2 separate regions of the Homo sapiens genome follow, and region 2 is linked to region 1. Evidence: read pairs that join two places in POLR2A ChIA-PET (ENCODE). Cell type or tissue: Panc1. All regions are shown on one strand.

What was found. Peaks named below come from ENCODE experiments on the same cell type or tissue, not always from the same donor. Only the 100,000 strongest peaks of a DNase experiment are listed, where the experiment ranks them.
Region 2: POLR2A ChIA-PET joins it to region 1 with 7 read pairs; 5 of 35 experiments call an interaction of 5 or more read pairs at or near these places.

The regions. Positions count from the first base shown.
Region 1 is chr16:69,645,098-69,649,097 of GRCh38, forward strand. NFAT5 (nuclear factor of activated T cells 5) reads left to right here. Exons shown (of 15, transcript NM_138713.4): 4 at 1,931-2,489. Among named protein-coding and RNA genes, the nearest start is that of SNORD13H, 62 kb to the right of the region's middle. In Panc1, no CTCF peak of the experiment used is centred here; no DNase peak of the experiment used is centred here.
Region 2 is chr16:69,489,475-69,493,474 of GRCh38, forward strand. No RefSeq gene overlaps it. Among named protein-coding and RNA genes, the nearest start is that of CYB5B, 67 kb to the left of the region's middle. In Panc1, no CTCF peak of the experiment used is centred here; no DNase peak of the experiment used is centred here; H3K27ac peaks cover 1,054 bases.

The DNA of each region.
Region 1 (4,000 bases):
TTTTTCAAAAGACAAGGAAAAAAATTATATTTAAACTCAAAGTGGCTACAAATCAGCTCCTAAACTGTCACTGACAGTAGCATATAGATTTCGTAGTTTTTACAAACTTTTAAAAATATTTATTTACTAAGAAAACATTGCATTAATGCATGATACAAAATTGATAAGTTTTCCTTTAAATTGGAATGCAGTTTAAAGTGACTGAATTTTCCAATTTCAGCTACTGCATTTGAGAAGGATACATACTGGAAAATGGAACTGGTATCATCTAATTTCTTTAGACTCCTTCACTTATGGTAGTTGGGAAAAATCTTTCCATGTGGCATTATATAGATCATATTCTTGATGACTAATATTAATTACTGTGCTTTTTAGCCTTGACAGTAATGAAGAATTCTGGGTGGATATAGTTCATTCAAATAATTTAGGTGTATTTTAAATACATGTTTTCAATTGAAAAAAACAGATCTTTGGCACTTGGCTTTTAATTATGTAAACATTGACATTCTTACATTTTGCTCTTTATATTATAATTGATGTGTATGTTGCAATTCCAATAACTGCACATACAGTTTTATCATACACTTTAAAACAGTGGCATACTTGGTCATAGATACAAATTAATTTTAGATTGAAATATATCTTTGTCACATTACCTATTTTTATTTTTGTGTGTGTATGTAATGACAACCTTTCCATATTGTGAACAAGATAAAATGATATCTAAAATGTTAGTCATGACAACTTCCAACCTTAGCGATCAACGCGCCTCTGAGTTTATGCTGTTAAGGGCTAAAGTAATAGTATTTTCAGTGCGCTATTCTGCCAGTTGCCACACATGCTGAAAAGATCTACTTAAATCTTTCTTGCTAGGCATAACAGATAAATAGTTTTATAAAAAATATTAATTCTGATGCTCTCCAGAGATTTTTATGCTTAACTATTTTCTGTTAGATTTCAGCCAGTAAAATTTACCATTGTTCTTACATTGGAAAATTCCCTTACTAGTCACAATCAACCAGGTCCTTTAAAAAGAGAAAATGGACAGCTCTAACCAATTGTCAAGCATGTAATCAAGTACTTTATTAAGAGAAATCCATCCATTAATCAGTTCTTCCTTTGCTTTTCATTATGTCATAAAGGATGGATTTATTTTAGAGCTTATGGTTTTGAACTACCACTTCCAGCTTCTGGAGACCCAATGATTAACTTGCTTCTACAACCCAGAATGTTCCAAATCATACCTTTTTCATCTTGATTCTCCTAGATTTTACAACAAATCATAGTGACAATACCAGTTCCATTTTGCCTCCAATTCAGTTGATTATATATTTTTTCTATTTATTTCTCATTTTATAATTGATATCTGGAATAATCAGCAGCTCTTTTCTCATTTATTTTCTCATATTTTTATTCCAGGATTTGCCTCTGAAGCAGGGAGTGTCTGCATTAAAAATGACCTGTAGTTCTCTGCTTCATAGGTTAGAAACTTATTTTAATATTTTGTGGCTAAGCACAGTCCCACTTTTCAAATTCTATAATGAATTATTTAATTGGCATTGAATGTGGACCACCAGCATATATTTCATATTGGGGTTTTCTTTATTACTTTAAATGATTAAAATTCAATAGAATGTCCAGCTGAGGCAATAAAAGCTTTATTTTTGCTTTACAGCTTAAAACGTTAAATGAGATTTTAAAAATCTATGGATTGTAACATAAGTAAAATAATGCTATTTGGGCATTTTTAAAAATTCCATTTCTTAGGCCTTATATTGCTTGAAGCATTTATATTCTAAAACATAACCAAATTCTGACTATTCATTTTGGGGAAAAACAATCAGTTCACAAATCACATTTTCAATGGGACTGCTAGCCAGCATAGGTGAAAACATGTATAGTGTATTTACTCTTGAATTGTACACTGCAGATGCTTCTTCAGCTCCCTCCTCTTCCTCCATGGGCGGTGCTTGCAGCTCCTTTACCACCTCTTCCAGCCCTACCATTTATTCTACCTCAGTCACCGACAGCAAGGCTATGCAAGTGGAGAGCTGCTCCTCAGCCGTGGGGGTAAGTAACAGAGGGGTAAGTGAAAAGCAGTTAACCAGTAACACAGTTCAGCAGCATCCATCAACACCGAAGAGGCACACAGTCTTGTACATCTCACCACCACCTGAGGACTTGCTGGATAACAGTCGGATGTCCTGCCAGGATGAGGGGTGTGGATTGGAATCTGAGCAGAGCTGCAGTATGTGGATGGAGGATTCCCCCTCCAACTTCAGTAACATGAGCACCAGTTCCTACAATGATAACACTGAGGTACCTCGTAAATCACGAAAACGAAATCCAAAGCAGAGGCCGGGGGTCAAACGACGAGATTGTGAAGAATCTAATATGGATATATTTGATGCCGACAGTGCCAAAGCACCTCACTATGTGCTTTCTCAGCTTACCACGGACAACAAAGGCAACTCAAAAGCGGGAAATGGGTTGGTATTCACATTTTTTAAAATTCTATCATCATTATGCAAAACAAACAAACAAAAAAAATTCCCAATTTTTCCTAATTGCTGAGCTCAAGTTTGCATATAAAGCAACAGTGCTAATTTTATCATTGAAATACATGAAAATTTTAACTTAAAATTACCAACTTTTACTAGATAGAAAATAAAATAATCATAGATTCTAGCAATAGATATCTTATTATCAGTATAGTTAGGTAGTAGAAAATGAAAATAATCTGTTCTGAAATAAATTTCAAATGAATTTATATTTTAAAAGGACTTTTACTCAGCCAGGTGCGGTGGCTCACACCTGTAATCCCAGCACTTTGGGAGGCCGAGGCGGGCGGATCACCTGAGGTCAGGAGTTCGAGACCAGCCTGACCAACATGGTGAAACCCCATCTCTACTAAAAATACAAAAAAAATTAGCCGGGCATTGTGGCATGTGCCTGTAATCCCAGCTACTTGGGAGAACTGAGGCAGGGGAATCGCTTGAACCCAGGAGGCAGAGGTTGCAGTGAGCCGACATCACGCCACTGTACTCCAGCCTGGGCGACAAGAGCGAAACTCCATCTCAAAAAAAAAAAAACACCAAAAAAAAAACCGAAAGAACTAGCAATGTAATGACTCCATCCAAAACAACTCAAACAGTCACTAAGAGCTATGTTCTCTTTCCAATTGTGTCCTCATATGGTTTACATTTTTTAGAGGATTTTAGACTTAATTTTTTTCTCTTTAATTGATGAAAACAAGAAAAAACTAAATTGAGAGTTTGATTCTCATCATTTAGATTCATGTATCATAAGCTTTTTTCCTTTGATACTAATACATTGATTGTACAGAGTCGATATTTTTTTTAAATCACTCATTTTTTTTCTGTGATTCTGGGTTACTTATTTAGAGGGTGATGAAACAGGATCATGGTACATGTTTGAGTTTTCTTTCATCTCTGCCAGTCACACTACCCACTAATATAGTTCAATAGCTATGTTACAGAATATTCACTGCTATAATGCAGACTAGTATGACTTTTAATTCCTTTAGTAATTTTATTGTAATATTTAATTGCTAGACTTTTAAATTAGATTTTTGTATAGTACATTCAAAATAATTTGTTAAAATTTAACTCTCTAGGACCCAGGATCTCCTACAATTTCAGTTTTACACAAAAAGTGGTCAAGAAGCTTTAGATTGATTTACTACTTGATGACATCACTGATCTTTTTTTGGTTAAAAATTCAGTTGAATATTATAGAGAATATTCTTAATATATATTTAACTTGCCCTTAAGCACTCCCTCAGTACATTTTAAAAAGTAATATCTACCCTTTAAGCAATAATTACTCTACACCGCTTCTTTACCTCCTTAAGGGTGATGTAGTTAAATGAAAATGAATATTTAAATGCTTTTCAGTTTTAGAAAGTCCAGTTTAGTAAATTACCTAAAAGAAAATAAGATATACTCTTTCCTAAAATGTTGCCATTTAATAAAATCAA
Region 2 (4,000 bases), 160 kb before region 1:
TGGCTCACATCTTTAACTCCAGTGATCTGGGAGGCCAAGGCGGGAGGATAGCTTGAGGCCAGGAGTTTGAGACTAGCCTGGTCAACACAGACCCTGTCTCTACAAAAAACACAAAAATTAGCCAGGCGTGATGGTGCGTGCCTGTAATCCCAGCTACTCAGGGGGCTGAGGTGAGAGGATTGCTTGAGCCCAGGAGTTTGAGGCTACAGTGAGCTATGACTGCACCACTGCACTCCAGCCTGAGTGACAGAGCAAGACCCTGTCTCTAAAGGAAAAAAGAAATGGTTATGACTTTGCTCAAAATTGAGCTCTGAAAGTATTTATTAACACAAAAAACTGGAACGTTGTAGGAAAATATTTACCAATGTGGGAATGCGTTCATACTGTCTATTAAGTGAAAGGCAGGTTACAGCCAGCTCACGCCTGTAATCCCAACACTTCGGGAGGCCTAGGTAGAAGGATCGCTTGAGCTCAGGAGTTTAAGACGAGCCTAGGCAATATGATGAGACCCTGTCGCTACAAAAATATAAAAAATTATCCAGGCATAGTGGCGAGCACCTGTGGTCCCAGCTACTCAGGAGGCCGAAGTGGGAGGATCACTTGAGCCTGGGGAGGCAGAAATTGTAGTAACCCATGATTGCACGATAGCATCCCAGCCTGGGGGACATAGCAAGGCCCTGTCTCAAAAATAAAAAATAAAAAAATAAGTGAAAGGAAGGTTACAAAGCAGGATGCTTTCACTAAAATATAAATAGCCTAGAAAGATCTATTTCAAGCTGCTCAGTCCATGGTGAGCACTCAGTAAATATCAGTTAAATGATTGAGTGACTATTAATAAGAATTAGCACCGGGTGGCCAGACACGGTGGCTCATGCCTGTAATACCAGCACTTTGGGAGGCCGAAGCGGGCGGATCACGAGGTCAAGAGATTGAGACCATCCTGGCTAACATGGTGAAATCCTGTCTGTACTGAAAATACAAAAATTAGCTGGGTGTGGTGGCGCATGCCTGTAGTCCCAGCTACTTGGGAGGCTGAGGCAGGAGAATCCCTTGAACCCAGGAGGTGGAGGTTGCAGTAAGCCAAGATCGCACCACTGCACTCCAGCCTGGCGACAGAGCGAGACTCCATCTCAAAAAAAAAAAAAAAAAAAAAAAGAATTAGCGTCGGGTGGTGAAATTACAAGTGATTTTATATTTTCTTCTGCACCCTTATTTATATTTTCTAACTTTCTATGGTGAACACATATACTTCTGTAATAAGAAAAAACATGTAGGAAGAAAAGTATAGTTGTTGTGTCGTAATATTTCAGAGCTGGAAGGAGCTTTAGAGACAAAGACACGCTTGGCTAGTGAGAGGCCAAAACCTAGTTTCCGACAACACACAAACATCTTTCAGAGCCAAGGAGAAAATACTGCGTGATTGTCTTCTGGCCAGGACAAACTCTCGCAGTGTGGCAATTCAGGAGTGGATTTCAAGAGGGAAAAACAAAGGGTATTAATGCTCCTCAACAAGATATAAAACATCATGAAAAATCTTACTACAACAAACCCAGGGCATCATAATCTTTGCTCTAGTTGGGCCTCCCTGCTCACAGGGCCCTCAGCTGTGGCATCAGCAGGGACACCCTCCAGGACTCTCCCTGCGCAGCCAGCATGGGAGAGAAGTCTGTCTTTCTCTTTTTTTTTTTTTTTTTTTTTGAGACGGAGTGTCACTCTGTTACCCAGGCTGGAGTGCAGTGGCACAATTTCAGCTCACTGCAATCTCTACATCCTGGGTTCAAGCAGTTCTCATGTCTCAGCTTTCCAAGTAGCTGGGATTACAGGCATGCGCCACCACGCCTGGCTAACTTTTTTGTATTTTTAGGAGAGACAGGGTTTCACCATATTGGTCAGGATGGTCTCAAACTCCTGACCTCAGGTGATCCAGCTCCCAAAGTGCTGGGATTACAGGCGTGAGCCACCGCGCCCGGCCAGAAGTCTTCGTCTCTTGCAGGAAGAAGCCTACTACTGGTTGTCCCCACATATTGGCTCTTCTTCAAAGCCTGTCCTTTCTGCAAAATTCTTAATCACTGTCTACCTCAGATGTCCTTTCTGTTTTTTCAGCATTTACCACTGGCTTACATGCTCAAGTTTGTATTTTATTTTTATTTTTATTTTTTGAGGCAGGGTCTTGCTTTGTTGCCCAGGCTGGAGTGCAGTGGTGCAATTAGGACTCACTGCAGCCTCTTGGGCTCAAGTGATCCTCCTGCCTCGGCCTCCCAAAGCACTGAGATTACAGGTGTGAGCCACAATCCCTGGCCCATGCTCAACTTTGGAAATCGCTGTACTCTAGTCTATGAAACGCTTATTGACCTAACAGCTCTTAGTTCTGTGACTCAGTTAGTCTCATCAAACATTTTGGTTTTTTATTATTTTATATTTTTTCCTGGGGGCGTAGACTCAAGTGCCCTGAATATACACTCCCTCAAAAAAGTTTTGAGTGAGGACAAGGTGCTAAGCACCAGTATTTAGGCTGGGCAGAATATCTACTGGTATTTAGGCTGGGTATGAGGGCTCGTGCCTATAATCCTAGTACTTTGGAAGGCCGAGGCAGGAGGATTGCTTGAGCCCAGGAGTTGGAGTCTGCAGTAAGCTATGACTGTGCCACTGTACTCCAGCCTGGTGACAGAGAGAGAGCCTATTTCTAAAAAAAAAAAAAAAATTTAAGATATTTATCCAAGAAAAAGTATATGTCCACAAAAAGACTTTCATGAAATGTGTTATCTGTTTATATCATAGCCAGGGTCCCAGCAGGTAATTCGAGAAGAGTTTAATAAAGGGACTGTGCATAAGGGTGTATTTGGTTTAGAGAAACCACCAAAGCTGCAACTTCCTTCCAAAGAGAAACATACTATGGAAAAGGGTCAGGGTAGGGGCGGGCAGAAAGAGTAACTTTAAAGGGGAAACCTGACTCGACCTCAGCCAGGCCATCAAGGTCAACATTAAGGTCACAGATCATGTGGATTTTATGTACCCTTGATATGAAGGGATGAAATGGCAATTGACCTCTGTGGTCTTCCTCCCCCAAACTCTATGCTCAGTCTAATAGTGAGAAAAAATCAGACCAATTCAAAAAGAGGGGCCTACGATGTACCTGAGCAGTACTCCTCAAACCTGTCAAGGTGGTTGTGCAGCAGAGGACACAATTAATAACGTGAAAAGGCAACCTTTGGAATGTGAGAAAATATTTGCAAATCATACAGTCATGACAATACAAAAAAAGTTTCAGTTCATGACAGAATAAACAACGGTGGTCCCGTGACATTACAATGGAACACAAATTGAAACCATCTGATATATGGGCCGGGTGTGGTGGCTCACGCCTGTAATCCCAACACTTTAGGAGGTTGAGGCATGTGGATCACCTGAGGCCTGGAGTTCGAGACCAGCCTGGACAACATGGTGAAACCCTGTCTCTACTAAAAATACAAAAAAAATTAGGCGTGGTGGTGGGCACCTGTAATCCCAGATACTCAGGAGGCTGAGGCAGGAGAATCACTTGAACCTGGAGGCGAAGGTTGCAGTGAGCCGAGATTGCACGACTGCACTCCAGCCTGGGCGACAAGAGCAAAACTCCATCTCAAAAAAAAAAAGAAAAGAAACCTGATATATGGTACTTGATATTGGCATTGCAGGTCCAGTAAGGGAAAGGACTGATATTCAGTACTGGTGCTGGGATACCTGGTTTTGCATAATATATATGTAAATAAAAATATATATGCCATCTAGGTTTGTGTAAGTACACTCTGTGATGTTTGCACAACGACAAAATTGCATAAGGACTCATTTCTCAGAACATATCCCCATCATTAAGTGACATATGACTGTGTCTGATAAGGGGTGCATATCTAGAATATGTAAGGATCTCCTACAACTCAGTATCAAAAATTAAACAACCTGATTAAAAAACAGGCAAAGGACTTGAGTAGACATTCCCCCAATGAAGATAGAAAGATATGCA